Linked DNA regions of Homo sapiens: region 1 is linked to region 2. A link is an interaction called in ENCODE POLR2A ChIA-PET data of the cell type or tissue named here. Cell type or tissue: GM12878. All regions are shown on one strand.

Region 1 (8,000 bases), 220 kb after region 2:
GCAGTCCAAAGGACACCGTTCACAAAGTTCTTGCCTGCTTTCAGGCAAGAGGCTCTAACTTTTTATTGGCTTTGGAGCTCCTTGTGCACCATTTCCTGATGGATGGTCAAATGAATCATGGGACCATGCAGATGTGTTTTGGCTCGATGCCAGGTGGTCTGAATTAGGAGATCTGGAGGAGCCAGTTGAGAAGCAGATATAGGAACCAGATGGGAATGAAATGCAGGATTCTCTTAGGTCATTTGGACTGGTATAACAAAATATCATAAATCAGGTGGCTTATAAACAACATTTCCCACAGCTCTGGAGCCTGGAAATTCCCAGATGAAAGTGCTAGCAGATTCAGTGTCTGATGAGGACCTGCTTTTTTGGTTCACAGATGGATTTTTCTTGCTGTATCACGATGAAAGGGGTGAGGGACCCTCTGGGGCCTTTTTAATAAGGGAACTAATCCCATTCATGAGGGCTCTGCCCTCATGACCTAATCACTTCCCAAAGGCCTCCAAATATTCTCACATGGGGAATTAGGTTTTAATATAGAAATTTGATAGGTGGGAGATGCACAGATTCAGATCACAGCAAGATCCATTTCGTGGCCTGTATAGGAAACTCCTTTTACATGCACCCAAGTCAAGACCATGGGAATTGCATGTAGAGGATATTAGGTTCATATTCATAAGGTAGATGCTTCTTTTCCAGACAATTGGAAGTTCACAGTGTGCTTGTAACCCTTCAAGTTCAGATAAACAAGAGTCAGAGGGCCAAGAGAGAAGGCTAGAAGACAGAGCAATTCAAGACTTCCAGTATGGAAGCAGGAGCTCACTGGAGAAGATTCTCTACTTCTGAGATCTGCTTGGTAGACAGCAATAACCAGACTCCAGAGGACAAACTATGCATGCTCAGGGGCCTTCCGCTGGCTTCCCCAGTTGGGGCAAATTATTTCTCTTCTTTTGGGTGGGAGGAATTGAGGAGAAGAGGAACAAATGGCTGTCAGATTCACTATTACTTAAGGTAAAATTGATGGTGGAAGTTTCTATTTCATGAACCAATACAGAACAAAGAGAAAGAGAGGGATTCCTCCTGTTTTCTGAAGCAGAGCATCTGAAACCTAGCTGGCCATCAAAATCCATGGGAGTTTAAAAAAATTACAAGTTCTTGGGCCTCACCAAAATCATACTCAGATTCAGATTTTCTAAGGTGGAGGCTGGGAGCCTGTGTTTTTGAAAATCTGACCTAGAAGTTCTGATGGTTAGTCAGGTGTGGGAACCATGACTTAAACTTGAGAACTTCATCTTCCTAAAGCTTTTTCAAGGGATTCACATGGCAGAAATACATTTTGTCTGCTGGAAGGAAATAGTCTAATCCATCCGAGTTTAAAACCACAGACAATGGTTAGACTGACTTTTAAATTAGATGGTCTTAAACTGCTTTACAAACTGTGCTTGCAGATGTTGAAATCAACATCTGGATGCATTATTACTGATATTGTTCAACCTAGTAGAAAGGAAATTCAATTATTGTACAGTGGTCATGTTGCATAACCAGAAGGAGTGTGGCGTGAGACAATAGTGAACACACATTGTTAGAATCATGGCAACCGTCCCAGGCTTGCGGATATCAGTAATGGTCGCCTAAGAATGGTTTTGTGGTTTAATTTCTCGTCATGGCACTGAGTCATGCTGTCAGCAGTATTTATACTACTGGGAAATAGCTAGGCATTATAAATGACTGTTTTGGAGACAAAAAGTGAAGTTGTTCAGTTTCTAATTTAAGTTTAAATGGCATTAGATTGCCATATACATACATACATATATATATATATATAAAATTTTTTTTTCTATTGGGCTAAGGACTCTACTACCGTCAAGGGAGAAATACAACATTATACACAGTGTAGAGGTTACAAGCCCAGATTTTAGAGCAAACTACAGACTGCCTGGGCTCAGTACTAGCTTAGCTACTGACTTCTGGGCTGCTGATCTATTGTCAAATTGGGTCATTTGTCCAATAATGTGCTCCCTATTTTGGGTTTGGCTTATTGATTCTTCAAGGTGTTGCTCGGCTTGTCCCTAGACCCCCAAGTTTTCTGTAATCTGGTAGTTAAATCTGTAGGCTTAACTTTTAGAAAAAAATTCTTCCTACTACCACATTCTTAAAGATTCAAACATAGTATTAGCACCTAAATTTATATCACTATTTTATAACAAGTTTGCATCATCTAGTTTGTAACTTGAACTCGGATGCACTAATTTACTGCACAGTTTGGTGATGGAAGGAGAAGTTCTCCTTACAAGATGGCATTTATTTGAAAGAAGAAAGATTTTTCTCATGGGATCTCTTACCAACTTATCTAAATGCTTATGTTAGGCAGGGGAAAAAGGCAGAGGAAAATTTTTATTATTATTATTATGCTTTAAGTTCTAGGGTACATGTGCACAATGTGCAGGTTTGTTACATAGGTATACATGTGCCATGGTGGTTTGCTGCATCCATCAACTCATCATTTAAATTAGGCATTTCTCCTGATGTTATCCCTCCCCCAGCCTCCTACCCCCAAAACAGGTCCCAGTGTGTCATGCTCCCCTCCCTGTGTCCATGTGTTCTCATTGTTCAACTCCCACTTATGAGTGAGAACATGTGGAGTTTGGTTTTCTGTCCTTGTGATATTTTGCTAAGAATGATGGTTTCCAGCTTCATCCATGTCCCTGCAAAGGACGTGAAATCATCCTTTCTTATGGCTGCATAGTATTCCATGGTGTGTATGTGCCACATTTTCTTTATCCAGTCTATTATTGATGGACATGTGGATTGGTTCCAAGTCTTTGCTATTGTGAATAGTGCCACAATAAACATACGTGTGCATGTGTCTTTATAGTAGCATGTTTTATAATCCTTTGGGTATATATCCAGTAATACGATTGCCAGGTCAAATGGTATTTCTAGTTGTAGATCCTTGAGGAATTGTAACACTCTTTTCCACAATGGTTGAACTAGTTTCCACCCCCTCCAACAGTGTAAAAGCATTCCTATTTCTCCACATCCTCTCCAGCACCTGTTGTTTCCTGACTTTTTAATGATCATCATTCTGATTGGTGTGAGATGGTATTTCATTGTGGTTTTGATTTGCATTTCTCTGATGACCAGTGATGATGAGCATTTTTTCATATGTCTGTTGGGTGCATAAATGTTTTCTTTTTAGAAGTGTCTGTTCATATCCTTTGCCCACTTTTTGATGGGGATGTTTGTTTTTTCTTGTAAAATTGTTTAAGTTCTTTGTAGATTCTGGATATTAGCCTTTTGTCAGGTGGATAGATTGCAAAAATTTTGTCCTATTTTATAGGTTGCCTGTTCACTCTGATGATAGTTTCTTTTGCCGTGCAGAAGCTCTTTAGTTTAATTAGATCCCATTTGTTTATTTTGGCTTTTGTTGCTGTTGCTTTTGGTGTTTTAGTCATGAAGTCTTTGCCCATGCCTGTGTCCTGGATGGTATTGCCTAGGTTTTCTTCTAGGATTTTTATGGTTTTAGGTCTTACATTTAAGTCTTTAATCCATCTTGAGTTAATTTTTTTATAAGGTGTAAGGAAGGGATCCAGTTTCAGCTTTCTATATATGGCTAGCCAGTTTAGACAGAGGAAAAGTTTAGCTGTGATAAAGACAAGACAACTGTAGAGTATAACATATTTTGGAGACAGGATCCACTAGCTTTGATCTGAACTTGGCCATGTTTTTAGGTGTTCTTTGGTAAATTGTTTAAGTTCTTAGAATATCAGATTCTTATCCTCAAAAATGGGAAAATTATACCTACCCTCTAGGGTGGTTTTTATGATTAAATAAAGCAGTGCACATAGAAACATCTACTACAGGGCTTGACATGGATTATGCCTTCAAATAGTGTTCATTTTTTCTTTGTTCTAGAAATATTACTTGAATACACAATTTAAGCCCAGCTGGGCATCAGATGTTGTGTTGAGGGTTAAAAGAAGTATAAGATAGTGCAGAGCACAGTGCCTGGCACAAAGTAGATTCTCAATAAATGTATTTTAATGTTGAGTTGGGGCCTGGCACAGTGGCTCAACCCTGTAATCCAAGCGCTTTAGGAGGCTGAGGGGAGCAGATCACTCGAGGTCAGGAGTTCAAGACCAGCCTGGCCAGCATGGCAAAAACCTGTCTCTACTATAAATACAAAAATTAGCCAGGAATAGTGGCACATGCCTGTAATCCCAGCTACTCGGGAGGCTGAGGCATGAGAATCGCTTGAGCTTGGGAGGCGGAGGTTGCAGTGAGCTGAGATCATGTCACTGCACTCCAGCCTGGATGATGGAGTGAGACTCTGTCTCAAAAAAAAAAAAAAAAAAAGAAATTGAGTTGGAAATATTTCTGCCCCAAATGAGCTTCAGTGCAATGGGAACACACACACACACACACACACACACACACACACACACACACGCACACCTCATTCTACCAACTGATGCTGACTATAAGGGCTGGAGGAATACCGTTGTGAGAGTCATCAGTGACAGCTAACATGATGAAGTTCTCATAAAGGAGATCAGATTAAAAACTGAGACTAGAAAAGTATGGTTAACATCTGGACAAGCAGGGAGCATTGGCAAGGGCACTCCAGATTTGAGGCATATAGCCGTGAAGGAGCAGAAGAATGTAAGCCAGCAAATTTTTCTAGTAAGTAGACATATGTGACTGATTAGAAAGGAAGATTCATGAAATGGAGCATCAGAAAAGCCTGAATGTCTTGATGGAGGTGAGATTGAGAAAAGCCTCAAATACCTCAGTAGGCAGTATGGATTTTATTCTAGACGACCAGAGAAATGCAAAAGCATGAATGTATCATGGTAAAGTAGGTATGTAGAAAAGTGTATTTAGAACATAATGGATTTGGAGGAAGCACTAATGGCCTGAAGGATATTACTTAAGAGGCTATTGTTAAAATCCTGCCCTGAGACAAAGAATCTTAGGTGACTTCTTGTTCATATGGATTTAGATCAGGAAAGTGCTGGTACCATATTATATCAACAAATAAGTCTAATGTTTGAAGCACATTGCTTTGGAGTTTTTAGTCTTTTTTTTCTAGTGCTTACAGCCAAGGTTGCTTGCGGTGCCAAGGATGAACAGAGAGCTGGAATTCCCCACATGTCTGGAAGACCTCTAGACCCCTCCAGTCTGATTGTGCAGGGTACTGGGAAGAGCAACAACTTTGGTGTGAGACAGCTAGTGCTATCTCTAAATGGGAGTAATGATGTAGATAAGCACAGGAGCTGGCCTGCTAGTTCCCTCTGTGGCCAAGTATGCAACTAGTGGAAGGGTCAGGTTTACACCACTTTCACAGTGGTGGCTGGATAAATTCCCATGGTGGCCATTTTTTGTTTGCTCCCAATGGGTCATAGATACTTTATGTTTAACCTTGGAGACTGCAAAGAGGGTATACTGCATTTTGGAGGTGAGACCATGAGGAAGAATGTGCTAGTTATCCCCATAGGCTCCTGTCTCTGAATCCTTTACCTGGTGATCCATCCGTAGACTTTTTCGCTATAACATGGTTCTTACTTTGGCTGGAGGAAAGGACATTATATTGCAAAGATACATCCGCATCATTGCTTCCACAAGACCTTTTACTCTTGCCTGTCCCAGCTATTCCTCAACAACTCCTTGTAAGTAAATTCAGGTTTAATTTCCAGCTGAGAAAAACTAGATGAGCGATTAAGTCTTGATCATCATCACCTGGGGAGACAGAGTTATTTAGTTCAGTGAGCTGTGAGCCTGAGGCGTTTTGTAGTGACATAACATTCTGACGTAAATTGTATTCTGTGAAATGTGAATTTCAGCACCAAAATATGGCAGTCCTCACTATTATCCTCTTTGAAATGTAAATTACCATCAGCCAATGAAGAGCAACATTTTTCAAGTTTATAAACATGCATGGAGTCACCACATATAGCTGCTTGCCCCAAGCGTGGGCTCTGTAAGCCTACGTACTTCTGGTTGCCAATTTTGTGGAGCCAATTTAATGAGAATGAGCATCAGGCACATGAATCACGATGTTTTGGATTGATTTTCATAGTATCCAGTAAGTGAGTAAGTAATGAGTGCAAATGTTTGCATTTCTATAGGTTTTGCATCAACATAATACCTCTTTGTATTACTGCCAAGCCTACCCCTACTCTCCTGAATTGACTTTAGCTATGGAAAGTAAAATTGAAATAGAGGAGCTGCTTCTCTTTGAATGCTGACAGAATTTTATGCTGGCTTTGAACGCTGGGTGGCAGACGTGCTCTTGTTAAGATTTGTTGAGCGAGTTTGGAATGACTTTGCTCTGACAGAGATGAGGAGCTCTCTTAATTAAATGAGTCTACCCCCCCACACAAGAGCCACACAGGATGTTCCCATCGAAATAGACATCTATTTTGCAATCCACAGGGAACATGTTTTTACATTATTGATGGCTTAGTAGGGGATGCTTTTTTGAAGCGTTTCAATTCATTTCAGTAATGGAGTGGAGTCACTAAGATCTCAACCTCTCATTCGTCAATGGTGAATATTAGGAGGAAAATGAAATCTGGATTTAAAATTCAGATATCACATTTGGTACTAAAAATCTTTGCCCAAGATTCATGGGGTCCTAGAAAAGGCTAACAGAGCAGACTGTGAGATGTAATTTTCTCTCATGATTGTGGCAAGATAAATGCTTAATTGCACATCATTGAACTTAAGATTTAGGTTGGTCCTCAGTAATCATCTAATGACTAGAACTTTTCAAGAAGAAATCAACCCTAGCTGTGGCTAAAACTCACCTGGGTGCTTTCAAAATCCACAGGTGCCTGGAGGTGGGTCACAGGCATGGGTGTTTTTCATTTGAAAAGCTGCACAGGTGATTCTGGAGTGAAAGTTCCTCCTTTGGAATAACATTTGTAATTTCTTAAGCTTAAAATAAACACATTCTCAAGATCTGCCTCATCAGGGTAACAGCCCACAATTATTACAAGAGCACAGAAGGGAAGTAGGTGCCCCAAACCTAGAAAGATGTCTGAGAATCCTCTCACTAGTTCCCCCTGTGTGTCTCTGAGGCTGAAGTGCAACAGTAATGTGAAGTGTCATTTGTTAACAGCCTTTGACTTTGTAGTACTGAATTGTTTATTATATTATCAAAAGCAATCAAGAAGGTACTGGGCATAAAGCACTAGGTTAATTGGAGTTGAGAAAGGTTTAGGAGCTTGCATCCAGGCCTGAGCATGCAGAGATACAGAAATTTAATGGTCATCCAGACTATAACAAAGAAGGAGAAAGATTCTGATTAGCAAATTTGGAGATTCCACAGAACAGACTTTATATAAATGTTATCAATTTTGCCACTCACTGCCTAGGCTCATGCTTAATATGGAGGAGTCAAATATGATGGTATAATTCTTCCCTGGGCAGAAGCAGAAAAGCTGAACACAGTGTTGTCAAAGCCATGTTGCAAACTCCGAGTGACGATGGAGATAATAAGGTCAAGTCCTGTGAGCAAGTGCACAGTACTCTTTGTGAAGGTCTTAGGGTTCAATGGAATGACTGCTGACTTATATCTCTAAGACAGCACAATGGTAGACTAAAATGTTCATTAGCTAAATGTATGAGAACACAATTGACTTGACTGTTGTTTTTCCTCTGGTCGATCTGTTAGTTTAGTGTTATATAAGCATATCCTGAATAGTCAGTCAATTTGAGTCAACTGTATCTAATATAGTCAGTTAAATGGAAAAAAAAATCAGTTGAACTTTTTATTTGGCATAAACATAACATAAAATACAAAACATTTTAACTGATTGCAGCTTTCAGTTTTAGCACTGGTATGGCATGGTTAGCCAGTCTAGGCTTTAAAATATCAAGAAAGATAACACTATTTTGTTCACTTTAAAGTGGGTAATTTTGTGTTAAGTGAATTTCACCTCAATAAAAAAACAAAATAAAATAACTAAATAGAGCAAAATTTCCACTTGGGGGAA
Region 2 (8,000 bases):
CAGTCAAAAGATCAAATATATATTTTTTATACTGGGGCCCTAAAGGGGAGAAATAGAATGGGGCAGAAGCAATATTCCATAAAATAATGGCTGAGATTTTCTAGAACTGATGAAAATATATCAACCCACAGATTCAAGAAGCTCTGTGAACCTCAAGCAGGATAAAGACAAAGAAAACTACACCTCGTAACACCGTCATAAAACTGCTAAAAATAAAAAAGATAATCTTAAAAGCAGTCAGAGAAAATAGGCATATTACTTTTAAAAAGGCAGTAAGACTAATAAGGCCAGGCGCGGTGGCTCACACCTGTAATCCCAGCACTTTGGGAGGCCAAGGCAGGTGGATCACGAGGTCAGGAGTTTGAGAACAGCCTGGCCAATATGGTGAAACCCCTTCTCTATTAAAAATACGAAAATTAGCCAGGTGTGGTGGCAGGCACCTGTAATCCCCAGCTACTCAGGCGGCTGAGGCAGAAGAATTGCTTGAACCCGGGAGGCAGAGGTTGCAGTGAGCCGATATCACACTACTACACTCCAGCCTGGGTAACAGAGCAAGACTCCGTCTCAAAAAAAAAAAAAAAAGACTAATAATAGCTGACCTTTCAATAAATTATGGAATCCAGAACACAATGGAATGACATCTTTAAATTGCTGAAAAGAAAATACCCATCCAGAATTCTATTCCCAGTAAAAATATCCTGTAAAAATGAAGGCAAAATAAAAACATTTCAGAAAAGCAAAACCAAGCGAGTATTTGTCACCAGAAGATGTACACTAAACAAAATTCTAAACGGAGTTGTTTAGTTAAAAGGTAAATGATCCCATATGGAAACAGGAAAGCAATGAATACTGGAAAAAGTAAAATCGGAGGTAGGTATAATGATACTGACATACAAAACATCAGTGTCTTGTGGAATTTCACATATATGTCAAATTAAAATACATGACAATAATAATACAGCAAAGGTGGGAAAGAGACAATGGAATCCAGGTGGTCTAAAGTTTTCACATTATAGGGAAAAATGGTACAAGCAATAATTCATATTAAACTATAATCAGAGATAGATCTTTTAATTTAGAGTAATCACATGCACAAAGAATGTCTAACAAGTTATCAGAGGGAAAGAAAATGATACTGTTATAAAAACTGAAAAACCCAAAAGAAGGAAAAAAGAAAGGTGAAAAAAATAAAACATGGTTAAGAAGAAAAAAAAACAAAAATGGGAACACAGTTGGTATAAACCCAACTATATCAGTAATTCCTTTAAATGCAAAAGAATGAAATTCTCTAATTGAAATACTAACATGGTCAGATTAGATAAAAACCAAATTAAATAGAACCCAACTTTGAAATGAGTACTGGAGACACACATTTAAAAAGGGACACAGAAAGATCAAAAATTAAAGAATAGAAAAAGATATACACTGCAAATACTAGCCAAAAGAAACCATACTAATATTAGATAAAGTGGAGTTTAAGGCAAAAGCATTAATACAGATAGAGACATTTCTTAATGTGATATCACAATTTTATGTGTGTGTGTAAGAGAGAGTATCCAAGAATATGATTTCAAAATATATAAGGCAAAAATAAAACAGACAATTTCACAATCATAATGGGAAACTTTTTAACGTATCTCCCTTAATGGCTGTGAGAACAAGCAAATAAAAATTATAAACACAATTAACAAACTTGATCTAATTAGCACATATAAACACTGAATCTAATAATAACAATCCATATTATTTTCAAATGTATATGATACATTTATCATAATTTCCATATGCTGGGCCATGAAGCAAGCTTCAGCAAATTTCAAAGAATTGAAACTATTCATATTATGTTTTCTGGCCATGGAGAAATTAAGCTAGAAATCAATAGCAAAAATTTAACTTAAAAAAAAAAAGCCCAATTGCCTGGAAATAAAACAATGTATCCTTATATATAACTCATAAGTGAATAAAAAAATCCAAACAAGAATTAGAAAATATTTTTAACTGAATGACAATGTAGATACGATATTTCGAAACTTGTAGGATGTAGCTAAAGTGGTACTTAGGGGTAAACATATAGTTTTAAATACATATATTAGAAAAGAAGGAAGGTTTTTAAAAATTATGTTTCAACCTCAAGAAGCTACAAAAAATGAATCAAAATCAAAAACTAAAGAAAACATAAATAATATAAATCAATGAAACAGAAAACAAATGTACAAAAGAAATTTTAAAAAATAAAATACTGATTCTCTGAAAGATTAATAAAGTTGATAGTCTTCTAGCAAGACTCACCAAGGAAAAAAATTGTGAGGAGATATGTATGACTGCAGATACATATTACCTTCAAAAAGACGAGGATATCATGAACAACTCTATGCCAAATAGATCAACGATTTAGATAAAATGCAGAAATTCCTTGAAAAACACAAAACTGAGTAATAAAAATATATCTAGTCCATATATAAGATATAATTTATTATTAAAATCTTCCCATAACCACCACCACAACAAAAAAACTCTAGACATGATGCCTTCAGAATATTCTTCAAAGTATTTAAGGAAAAAATAGCACAAATCTTCTACAAACTCTTCCAGAGAACAAAGGAAATGTTTCTTCACTGTTTTTATGAGCCCAGCATAACCTGAGGTATGAAATTGACAACAATATTCAATAAAGGAAATTATGGACCAACTCGTCCCATGAACACAGTTGCAAAAATCCTCAAAAAAATTTGCAGATAGAATCTAGTGGTTTGTAAGGAAGATAAATACATCTCAAAGTGGGTTTCTATCCAGAAATGTAAGGATAATTTAACAGGTGAACATCAGTTAGTGTAGTTCATCACACTACATTAATCAAAGAAAAGGATAAAAATCACAATAATCTTGATAAATGAAGAAAAAGCATTAAATTCAACTTGTAACTCAATAGTAATAAAAATGCTTTAAGAACTAGGAATAGAAAACTTCCTTGATATGAAAGGAACACCATTGTTAATACTGACATGTAAGAGCTTTCCCTTGGAAATCAAGAAAGGATGTTTGCTATTACTATTTCTATTCAGCATGATATTGGAGCTCAGGCTAATGCAACAAAGGGCAAAAAAAAGAAATGTGGCATAAAGATTTGAATAAAATCATCTCTATCTGCAGCTGACATGATTATAAGTAAGTATAGAAAACTAAAACTTTAGAATTGTACAAACTTTTAAAAAGTAAATTTAGCAAGGTTGCAGGATATAAGATGAATATAAATTGCTTTTCTATAAATAATATATAAATATGAAATGAAATGAAAAATAATTTTATAATAGGTTTTAAAAACTTGATACATAGGAATGAATCCAGTGAAAAACGTGCAAGACCTCTACACAGAGAATTACAAAACAATTAAAACAATTACCCTATAAAACAATGACAATTAGAAATTAAAGACCACCTAAGTACATTGAGTGATTCATGTACATTGGAAAGACTAGTCAGTAAGACATATTAGTGACCCCAAATTGTTTCCCAAGGAAAAGTAAGGGTCTATGTCCACTTTCCTTGAATTTGAGTGAGCTTGTGACTGTTTCATCCAATGAACTACACAATCTCTGACTTCAAAAGCTAGATCACTTAAAAAGGCAGCTTACTCCTCATTCTCTTGGAACACTTATCTCCAACTGCTCCCTCTTGGAAGTGGGCAGCCATCTTGTGCAAAGATCAAACCACATAGAAAGGCCATTAATAAGTGACCTAGAATATAATACCTGTCCTGGTGCCAACGTATGAGTGGAGAAACCTCCAAATGCTTCCAGCCTCAAGCCATCTGAGTCATCCTGAGCCAAGAACCTAAGTACAGGGGAGTAGACAAGCTATCCCTCCCGTGCCTCAGCCCAATTCTTGACCCAACAGAATCCATGCGCATAAAGAAATGGTTGTTCTTTGACACTACTTAGCTTGGGGTGGTTTGTTGTTCAGCAGTAGATAACCAGAACAAAAAATGTCAACTTTACCAAAATTGCTCTACAGATTCAATAAATCCCAATTAAATCTCAGGACAAATGGCAAATCTTACCCTAAAATACATACGGAATTACAAGGGGCCTGAATAGTCAAAACAGTACTGTGAAAGAACAGAGTTGGAGGGCACACACTTCCCCATTTCAAAAGCTACTACAAAGTTACAGTAAGCAAAACAGTGTCATACTGGGATAAGGCATATTGATTGATGGAATGGAACTGAGAGACCAGAAATAAACCTCTATGGTCAGTTGGTTTCCAACAAGGGTACTAAGGCCATTCAAAGGGAAAGAATAGTTTTTTTAACAAATTATACAGGCCTGATCTTTAGAATGGCCTGTTTACAAGGTTTGCCCTTGGCTGACATCTAGAAACCTGGCTTCTGAAACCATCCCTGAGTGATAAGATGTGCTTGCTGTGCTAGCCTGACTAGACTTCTTAAATAAACAATGTGATTTATGGTGAACACCTGCTTTCCTTCTAGAAGACTAGAATTTTGGAAAACAAAGGATGCTTATGTGATTAGCCCCCAATAAAAACCCTGGACTTTGCGTTTCACACTAGCATCCTAGGGCAGAAACACTATGCCCATGCTACTACTAGAGGAAGGCTTCACTCTTGTGGCCCCTTCAGGGAGAGCACAGGGAGCCTGCACGTGGATTCCTCCAGACTGCCTGGTCTGTCTTTCCCCCTTACTGCCCCCACTGTGTATCCTTGCCAGGTGGCTGTAATAAATCTTAACTGTTGAGTATGATGGTATGTTGGGTCCTGTGCATTCTTCTATCCACACGTTGAATGTGTGGGACTGCCAAAACAAGTGTACCAAAAGTGCTAACACAAGTGGTATCACAACTGTTCCCACAATATGTATATTAAGAGTTTATACTGAAATATTTCATATGCAATTCATGGTGATCTTTTGCACTCAAGAGATCTTAACAGTTTTTCCTGCCAAGTAAATTATATGAGGAAAGCAGAGTTCAGACCTTCAGCATATGCCAGTATAATAAAAGCAACCTCCTCTGAGAGAAGAAAGGCACATCTCTCCCTCGACAACAGTAGGACCTAAGAGAGTGCTAACCAAGTTTTTAGAGAAATGTTTCTTATTACATAAAATGCCCCCCAATACTAATACTCTCAGGTGAATTTTCTCTCTTCCTATTAGTTCAGTTCATTTACAATTTAAAGCCACATTCTTATATAACAGGATAATGGGAGCAGAATTGTAAATGTAACAAAATACAAATAAGGATATAACATCTATTAGGCTGTCACCAGGACACTATCAGCCGTCTACAAATTTTCAGTTATCACCACTACTGAAAAAAACTAGGGAAAACATATTAATTACACAGTTTAAGAAGAGCTTACAGACACATTACTCAGTTCAAAAACAGAGAGAGTAGAAATGACTAGTTATCTACCTATAAGAACTTTTGTAAGTGAAATTAGATGAGACTCTACCTGCTGCCCTATTTGTGCAACACAACCATCAGAATAAAAGAGAAGCATTATAAGACCTTTCATAAATAATCTGCATTACATTTTACAGCTATTAAATTGTGATTAAGCCTCTGCTTTAAAGAAAAAAAAATTGTGAAAATCCTACTTTACAGCTGAAAAGTGATAAAACTAATTTTTTAAAAATCAGATTTTTTATTGTAGTAATAATCACTTAAAAGACTGAAACAAACAAAGATAAACAGTACTTTCAACAATCTGAATACAATGAAGCTCTGTTTTTATGGCCATGGCTAAAGCACTGATCACATTTTTCATGGCTGGTCCTAAGAAGATAGAGTAACAGGACTGATGATTCTACTGCAGAGCTCAAATTTTAAAGCATTATCAACTGGGCTGGGCTTTTGTACAGTTCAAAATGACTACCAATAAACAGACATGATATAGTTTCATGACCAATAATTTCTTTTAATTTGGGAGGAAAATTAATTTCCTTAATCTCTCCATTTAAAAAATACAGAACTGTGGGAGAGCAGGATCTTGACAAACATCAATGACTGAATCATTAGATAGATCACTGTGATAAATAAGAAAAATTTAAAACTGCAATGTATTATTTTTTTCTTATGAAAAGTAACTTTTGAACGTTAACTCTTAGAGTTGTCCTTGATATGCAGTTCATTTATAATTTTTAATTTTCCCTATCAGCGTTTAAAAGGGGTGAAACAGGGAAATAATGCAAAAATTAATAAATAAGGTTGACGGAGGCATATATGTAAAGCTTGTACTTCAGGAATTGTACGCTTTTGAGATAGTTGGAGGATGGTGGTGAGGCTGCCCCTTACAACCCATGTCACTGATGTGGGTAACTGCTGTATATGGCAGTTATAAGCGTTCAGAATCCAATTTGAACATGGTTTTCAACTATGCAACTTCAAGAAGTGGGATCCTAAATCCCCAAAAGACTACCTATTTCTCTCACTCCAAGGAAGTCCTTAAATTAATGCTTAATCCACAAAAGGCCCTGACTTTTATTCTACAGTTTTAAAAGGTAACTGATGTTCTCCTTGTTAGAGTTAAGCAAAAATAATATACCCAAAATGGTGTTCTGACCGATCATGACGCCACTATGGAACTCAAGGTTTTTAGCTAATTATGAGAACTTCTGCTTACTCCTCAAGTCCAGTACAATCCAGATGTAAGCAAAGGCAAACAAGTTAGGCAAGTTTCAAAAACTTTAATAAAGAAAAAAAAGAAGACACTTCCAAAAATAAATGCCACACAAATGAAAGTTGTTTTTTTTTTTTGTTTAAAGTGAAGATATTCAAGAAACAAAACCCTTTACTATCAAAATATACTAAATATTTAAATCTAGTGATGTTGAGTGTTCAAATTCAGGGCAAATGTAGCTTATAATAATATAGCTAAGTAGAATTTTTCATGATATGGCTGTTTTAAGACATCATTTTATAGATTTACTTTTTAAGCCTATATTTTCTTAAACATCCATTTCACAATTCATTTAATTATTTTACATTCATTTATAAAAACACATATTTTCTAACAATAGGTTATTTTGTGCTTTAATAATAATGAACCATGACAAAATACTCAAGTGATTTAAATGCTTTGCTAATGACTACACCCATCACATATTCTTACATACTTCTACAGCTACTGCAATAATCAGAAGGGCTACAACTGTTCTTAAAAATGACACTCACTCAAGGTTGACAAGCATGCTAAACATTAAAGAGATGTATTTTTCCCCAAGTTAAAACATTAAAACTTTCTAGTTTTCTTTAAAATCTATAAAGATAACCTGCTTATTTAAATCACTTTTCGATGGCAACTTATAAAAACAGAGGGAGGCATAATTTTAGAACTTCCTTTGTAACTTCTATAGTAAAAAAAAAAAAAAAGTTTTTCAAATTGTGATGGCATTAAATTCCATTTTAGAAATTCTAGATTTTAAAATGTTAAGAAATGTAATGTCAATTACATCAGGGTGGGGGCATTTTAATGAATTAATCTAGTGACTGTGCAGGTCTATAAAGACCTTTCTTTTGGATGGGTGATACTGCCTTATACTCATTTCAGTACTTTTAACAAATAATCCATTTAGATATAATCCAAGACAAACCCCAAATTACTCTAAATTCTCCTCTACAGCAAGGGATCAACATATATTATCTTATAGACTGACAATTTAGTAAAGAGATACTAACCTAAAACAATAAAATTTATATAACTAATGGTGACTAATGGCAAACAAAATAGATCTGATTTTCACAATTTGGATGTAATTTTCATGCAAAATTTTAGAGTTTTGATCCTTACTTATATTTTTATTTTTTTAAGTAATCAAGACAAATAGTAGAAAAAGCATTTTATTTATATGGAAAAAGCTACAGTAAGATCTGTAAAAGGTGTCAATATAATATTGCCTATACAGGAAAAAATTCAAATGTGAATAGCAACAAATAAAAGTTACACATCTTCCTACTTAGCAGTGCAATTAATTCACATTGCAATAA

What was found. ChIA-PET counts read pairs that join two places held together with the same protein. Peaks named below come from ENCODE experiments on the same cell type or tissue, not always from the same donor. Only the 100,000 strongest peaks of a DNase experiment are listed, where the experiment ranks them.
Region 1: POLR2A ChIA-PET joins it to region 2 with 10 read pairs; 2 of 35 experiments call an interaction of 5 or more read pairs at or near these places.

What each region holds. Positions count from the first base shown.
Region 1 is chr10:58,151,176-58,159,175 of GRCh38, reverse strand. No RefSeq gene overlaps it. Among named protein-coding and RNA genes, the nearest start is that of IPMK, 110 kb to the left of the region's middle. In GM12878, a CTCF peak has its summit at 6,270; a DNase peak (open chromatin) is centred at 6,271.
Region 2 is chr10:58,369,434-58,377,433 of GRCh38, reverse strand. UBE2D1 (ubiquitin conjugating enzyme E2 D1) reads right to left here. Exons shown (of 7, transcript NM_003338.5): 7 at 6,686-8,000. Among named protein-coding and RNA genes, the nearest start is that of TFAM, 12 kb to the left of the region's middle. In GM12878, no CTCF peak of the experiment used is centred here; a DNase peak (open chromatin) is centred at 4,193.